2 separate regions of the Homo sapiens genome follow, and region 1 is linked to region 2. Evidence: chromatin contacts called from ENCODE Hi-C or POLR2A ChIA-PET data. All regions are on one chromosome and are shown on one strand. Each heading gives the region's core, a stretch centred on a gene start or an enhancer-like site at or near the end of the contact. The rest is flanking DNA. Distances are from core to core; before and after follow the strand shown.

Region 1 (2,742 bases), core at 168-2,667, 870 kb before region 2:
TCCACTTATTAAACATGTTTATTGCCTGCTTCCCTCTACCAAAATGTCAGTTCCATGAGGGTGAGGATTGTTATTTCACTCATTCCCAGCTCCTTGAGCAATGCCTGATGCATCTTTGGCATGCAACAAATAATAGTCGAATAAATTCATCTACCTGGTAGTCCTTGGCTGGAAAAAGTTTTTGATTTTTTGTCTTTATAAAGCAAAGATGAAACTAAACTACCTGCCAAAAAGACAAAGAGAAATTGCATTTAAATAAAACTTAAAACAAGTTGCAGAATTTGCATAGTATAATCTCATTTTCAGTTTTTAAATTGTATGTGTGGGTATATATTATTGAACACTAACTGCATGCTAGCAGCTTGATAAACGGACTATACATGAGCTATGTACTATACTCATATAAATGTTCATAATTGCATAATAAAAGCACTGGAAAACACGTACCAAACTGTTAGCAAGTGGGAGTGAGGTTTGAGGGACTTGAGAGAAGACTAGCTTTTACTTTACACCATTCTTCATTAATTGAATGCTTTACAATGGAAATATTTTATAAATACAAAAAGAAAAACATCTGAAGAAACTCAATATCAGCGCCATTTCTACTGAAAATTTTTCATCTTGCAGTTTTAACTTCTCACAGAATCCTTTCCTTTGGACTTGAGGCCTCTGAACCTGTGCTAATTGCACTCTGTCAGGAATTCGTCCTTGGCGACCATAGAAAATATTACAGGTGTCTGTGCTACCCAGAAAGCAAAGGGTTGTGGTGCTTTCTTTTTTCCTTTGAGTTACATTGCGACTGGCACAGTTATGAAATGAGAAATGTTACACACAAGATTGCCACAATCCCCATTTTTGGCTTATCTTTATGTCCCATACATTCTTTTAAGATTTCTATCGCCTCAGTATTGTCGATTTCCACATCCACAGCCTAACAACGTGGTGCAATCGCCCTTTGCGACGCCGCAGACCAACAGACGGATGCTGCCCTGCTGCAGTTTCACAGCACACCGGGTCTTTCCGCTTCAGCTGGACAGAGGCCCAGCCAGGCCGTAGGGAGGATTCCGAAGGTCTCTCTGCAGAGGACCGGCCTCTCAGACCGAGAAGGCTCCACCCAGGCAGGAAAGGACACTGTATGTGGGGCAGTCGGCCTGGGCCCCATGGCTCGTGTTTGTTGCTGAATTGGGCAACGTGGGCTGCGGTTCACAGGGCAACAGAGACTTCACCACCTAACACATCGGGGCTGGTGCAGCTGAGGAGGGCTGCTTCTGCCTCTTGGTGACCACGCCCTTTCCCAGGCTGGGCCCACAGGAAGTCTGGCCGGGAAGGGAGGAGGCACTGCAAGCTGTGGGAACCACACCGGCTCCTTCACTGCTGACAAAGATCTACTCCACCCCCACCGAGAAACTAGCTCAGAACCAGCTTTCCTCCTCCTCCGCAGCCCTCATGCCCTGAATGGCTGACTTGGGGGATGTTTACACTCATTTTTTTCATACTTAAGGGGGTGTGGGTGCCAGATCAACTTGCTCACCACTCAGACCGCACACAAGAAGCCTTATGTTGAAACTTGTTCAACCTCCAGTAACCAAGTCATGCAAGTGGAGAAAACTAGATAGCATTGCACACACACATATACATACACAGGCATATATAGACACATATATATCCATATATATGTGTTTATGTGTGTGTGCAATTATCTTTATACATATATTTAAAAATTTTATATATATATATACACACACACATATATATATAATTTTAATGCTAATAATGCTTGCCAAATGCTTGGTTTCAGTTGACTGCTGGTGGAGTGTACAACCTTGGTACAACCTCTCTGAAAGGCAATTTGACAACAGATATCAAAAGCCTTAAAGGTTTTCATATCCACAGTAATTCCACTTCAAGAATTTAAAGAAACATAAAATGTATATACAAGGTTGTTCCTTCTAAGGTTACAGCTACAAGTATAGACTACTTTAAAGCCATTCAAAATAATCTTTTGGAAGGTTTTTAAGGGGATAAAAAAGTCACCATAATAAATGAAAAGCCCTACATTTATATAAAAATGGGCATAGTCTCACATAAAAATATGTGTGTGCATATGTATCTATGCATGTGAGTGTTTCTGTGTACATAGAGAGAAGGAGCACTTCCTTTCTCTTGAACTACCCTCTGCCCTTGGTTTCCAATCACTGCATTCTTTCCTAGTTTTCTTCCTAGTCCACTGGCTGCTCCTTTGTTCTCCCATATTGCATCCTTCTCCTCTTCCCAACCAATCCATATTAGAGGGCTCAACCTCTGTCCTCAGACCTCCTGGCCATCTACATGTCACTCCTGAGACCATCTCCCCTACATCCTCTCTATGCTGATAATCCGCCAGATAAAATCTCCCTGCCTGTCCTCTTCCCCTAAGCTCCCGACTAGAAATCCTCACTCAGGTGTGAAATTCTTACTTGGCCTTCTTATATCCAAAATGGAACTTTTGATTTCCATTGCTGTCTCCTCCCCCTCACACACACACACACACCTGCTTCCGTCTCATTGTTTCCCATCTCAGTAAATGGATCATCATTTCACAAGAGATGGGACTAGAAACCAGGGCATCATATGCTTGATGCCTTCCTTCTTCTCTCATACCTTACATCCAACCCATTAGTAGCAAGTCCTGTTGTCTCTATGTTCAAAATATGCACCAAATCCAGCCCCTCTCCTCATCAGCACTGCCCACTCCTCTGCCAC
Region 2 (2,951 bases), core at 30-2,529:
ATATTTGCATATACATAAATTATCCAGGAGATGGGACCCAAGCCTAAACGAAATTCATTTATGTTTCACATATACCTTATACACACAGCCTGAAGATTATTTCATACAATACTTTTAGTTATTTTGTGCATGAAAAAAAGTTTTGATTGCATTTTTGACTGCGACCTGGCAAATAAGATCAGGTGTGGAATTTTCCACTTGTGGCATCATGTCAGTGCGCAAAAAGTTTCAGATTTTGGAGCATTTCAAATTTTTGGATTAGAGATGCCCAACCTTACAGATGTTGTTTGGGTTATTCTATGAATGATTTCTGGCCAGTTTCTCAGGAAACACGCTCTACTACAGTATATTTTTTAATGAGTGAAAAAGAAATTAAGAATGGAGGGGAAAGTTTCAAACTGGAGAGACATCTTTGAGTAAAGTATCGTGGCTGAATGTTCCTACCTTTATTGACCATGTGACCTGGTTAAATCACTTAGGTTCTATTAGGCCTCAGTCTTCTCTTCTGTAAAATGAGATGTTTAGACCTAAGGACACCTTTCCAGTTCCCTTCCCGTTGGGACATTCTAGGATTCTGAGAGAGAAGCCCCCCTGGCCTCAAGATACCTCCACTCTCTTGGGTGTGCTCTAAGATGACTGCATTCATGTTAGAAGCATCTGAACTACGCCAGAGACAACCTACTGTAGATCTAAGGAAGAAAAAATGAATGGCAATGAATGCGAGAGGAAGGTGGGGGGGAAAGAAGCCCACGAAGATTAGAGATGGAAATGGCAACATAAACAGCATGCAAAGATAACCACTGACGGGTATCTAGCGTTTACGATGCAAATAAAACTCTGCTGGTCTCTGAGGATGCAGAAACAAGACATTGTTTTTGGTCTTAAGCCGTTCACAGAATGCCCGGGGGTTACACTTTGCATTTAAGCACGGACATATAACTTCCACCTTTAAAAGTCCTGGATGTGAGAAAGATAAGAACAACGGATAAATGAAAATATTAACAAAACGTCTGAGTATGCCAGAGGCCACGTGAAAAGACGGTGTGTGGAAACAGGTGGGACCCACTGCTAAGCTGGATGCGCGAGTAGGACAAAAAAATTGGCCCCCACTCCCGGGCCTCACCCAGACACAAAAGAAACGTCCTCTGCCCTCAGAGGCGCAGCCTTTCCTCAGCCAGCAGAGCGGCTGGGCTGCAGAGTCCCCGCCCCCGGCCGGCCCCTGTCGCCCGCGCCTCCCTCCCTCGGGCCTCGGAAGTGACGCAAGCGCCCCCCCACCGCCGCTAGATCCGCTGCTGCTGCCGCGGCGGGCAGACCTGCAGGAGGCGGCGGCGGCGGCGGCGGCCGAGGCTGAAGGAAGATGGCGGACGGCGTGGACCACATAGACATTTACGCGGATGTCGGCGAAGAGTTCAACCAGGTACGTGAGAGCCCAGGTCCCCGCCGCCGACGCGGGCGGCGCTGCGGCCGGGAAGCTGACCCGGGGCCCGCTGCGGCCGCGAGCCGAAGCGACTGCAGAGTGTGCGCCCTTGCCGCCTCTGGGCCGCGCCGCCGACCCCTGGCGTGGCGCCCCCCCGCCCCTCGTTCTACCGCGTCGTTTCACGGGCCGCGGGCGCGGCGAGTCGCCGCGGGGCCCGGAGCGCGGACGCGGGCCGCTGTGCAGCTGCCGCCGGCTCCTCCCTCGCCGGCGCTGCCTCGCTCCCTATTGTTGGCGGCACCCGGCTGGCGCTTCCCGCCGCGCTAGGCCCGGGCGGTGGGGCCGCGTGTAAGCGGCGGAGAGAACTGGCCGCCGCCGCGCCCCCTCCCCCGTCGCTGGTCGGAGGAGGAAGCCCTGGCGGGGCGCGTGCCCGCCGCCGCCGCCCCTTCCCCGCCGCTGCCGCTCGGGCTCCGATTCCTCCCATCGCTCCATTTTGTCTCCCTGCCCGCGCACTGTCGCCTCATGGAAGGCCGCGTTCACGGCCCTTTGTATCCCGCGCGCCCAGTCCCCGGGGCTCTCCTTCTCGGGTTTGCGACAGGTTTCGGCGTGGCGCCTTCCTCCTCCCCTCACACTTTCTGAAGGCGACTGAGGTGCGGGCTCATTTGCAACAAGTCCTTTGACTTTTGGAGCCACAGATAAAAGTCGGTGCGCTGGTCCTGCCTCATTAATCCAGGGCTTGCAGTGCTTTGAAGCCCAGTCGTTGTTGGCCTTTGTGATGAAAATACCTGTGAAGATGAGTGGCCGGGGACCAAAAGGAAGAATTGGAAGCGCGATGGTTGGATGGAACAAAAAGATGTTAGCTCACCCACAGATCTCATAGTGATTAAAATGAAAGAACGTTCACCCCAAATCCTTATGATGTGGTTTAAAAATAAAGAGTTATAGATAAGACCCTATTTTCGAAAACAAAGTGTTAAATCCCCCCACCCCCACCCCCGGGCCCCGTGTTACCTTTTGAAAGGTTGAGCGAAAGTGAGAATGCAAGGTTTTCCTGAACGACGTTGCTTAGAGGTAACGCGGGGCTGTGATGTCTGTTAATGGGCATCCTTGCAAAAGATGTCGTTTGTTGCTAGTGACGTTTAAGGTTTGAACCTGCTGTTCGTATCTACTGCATTTTATGTAGTAACACATTTAAAACAATTAAATTGTGCTTAACTGCAATGTTCCTAAAAGCCTTATTTTTTTGTATTTCCCAGGTCCCTATGAGAAGTTTAATGAAATATTACTGGCTAATGTGGTTTTCCCACCTCCATTAACCATCATATTCGTGACTAGTTGCTCAGGCTTTTTAAAAAACAAGGAAACTCAAGAGATCTTTACTGTTTTATTTTTCAGGAATGACTTTGTGCCTCTGGTTTAAATATTAGAAAACAGAAAAATACCAGTTGGCTTTAAATGTTTGCTATTCAGTTAAAGACTGGATTTGTTTAAATGTAATACATTGTAATCAAAGGTTAAGTTTTTAAATCTTTGTGTT

What was found. Hi-C counts contacts between places; a loop is a spot of excess contacts on that map. ChIA-PET counts read pairs that join two places held with the same protein, here RNA polymerase II (POLR2A). Pooled maps may share reads with other maps.
Region 1: a loop to region 2 is called in a pooled map, with 5 times the contacts of the local background. The contact joins the enhancer-like site here to the promoter of CPSF6 in region 2. A Hi-C loop is called at or near these places in 1 of 37 single-sample maps with no recorded cell type and 5 of 50 pooled maps. POLR2A ChIA-PET finds 5 or more read pairs at or near these places in 1 of 52 experiments (GM12878).

Annotation. Positions count from the first base shown.
Region 1 is chr12:68,364,099-68,366,840 of GRCh38, forward strand. No RefSeq gene overlaps it. Among named protein-coding and RNA genes, the nearest start is that of MDM1, 33 kb to the left of the region's middle. RefSeq lists enhancers at 604-1,126, 940-1,199, 1,127-1,648. Within about 2 kb of position 1,418, at least 39 of the 41 ENCODE cell types and tissues checked have a DNase peak (open chromatin) inside an H3K27ac peak, as active enhancers do; they include GM12878, where a contact is called at or near this core.
Region 2 is chr12:69,238,290-69,241,240 of GRCh38, forward strand. CPSF6 (cleavage and polyadenylation specific factor 6) reads left to right here and starts at 1,280. Exons shown (of 10, transcript NM_007007.3): 1 at 1,280-1,417. The coding sequence starts at 1,358. RefSeq lists silencers at 1,103-1,602, 1,753-1,972 and enhancers at 1,436-2,016, 2,017-2,596.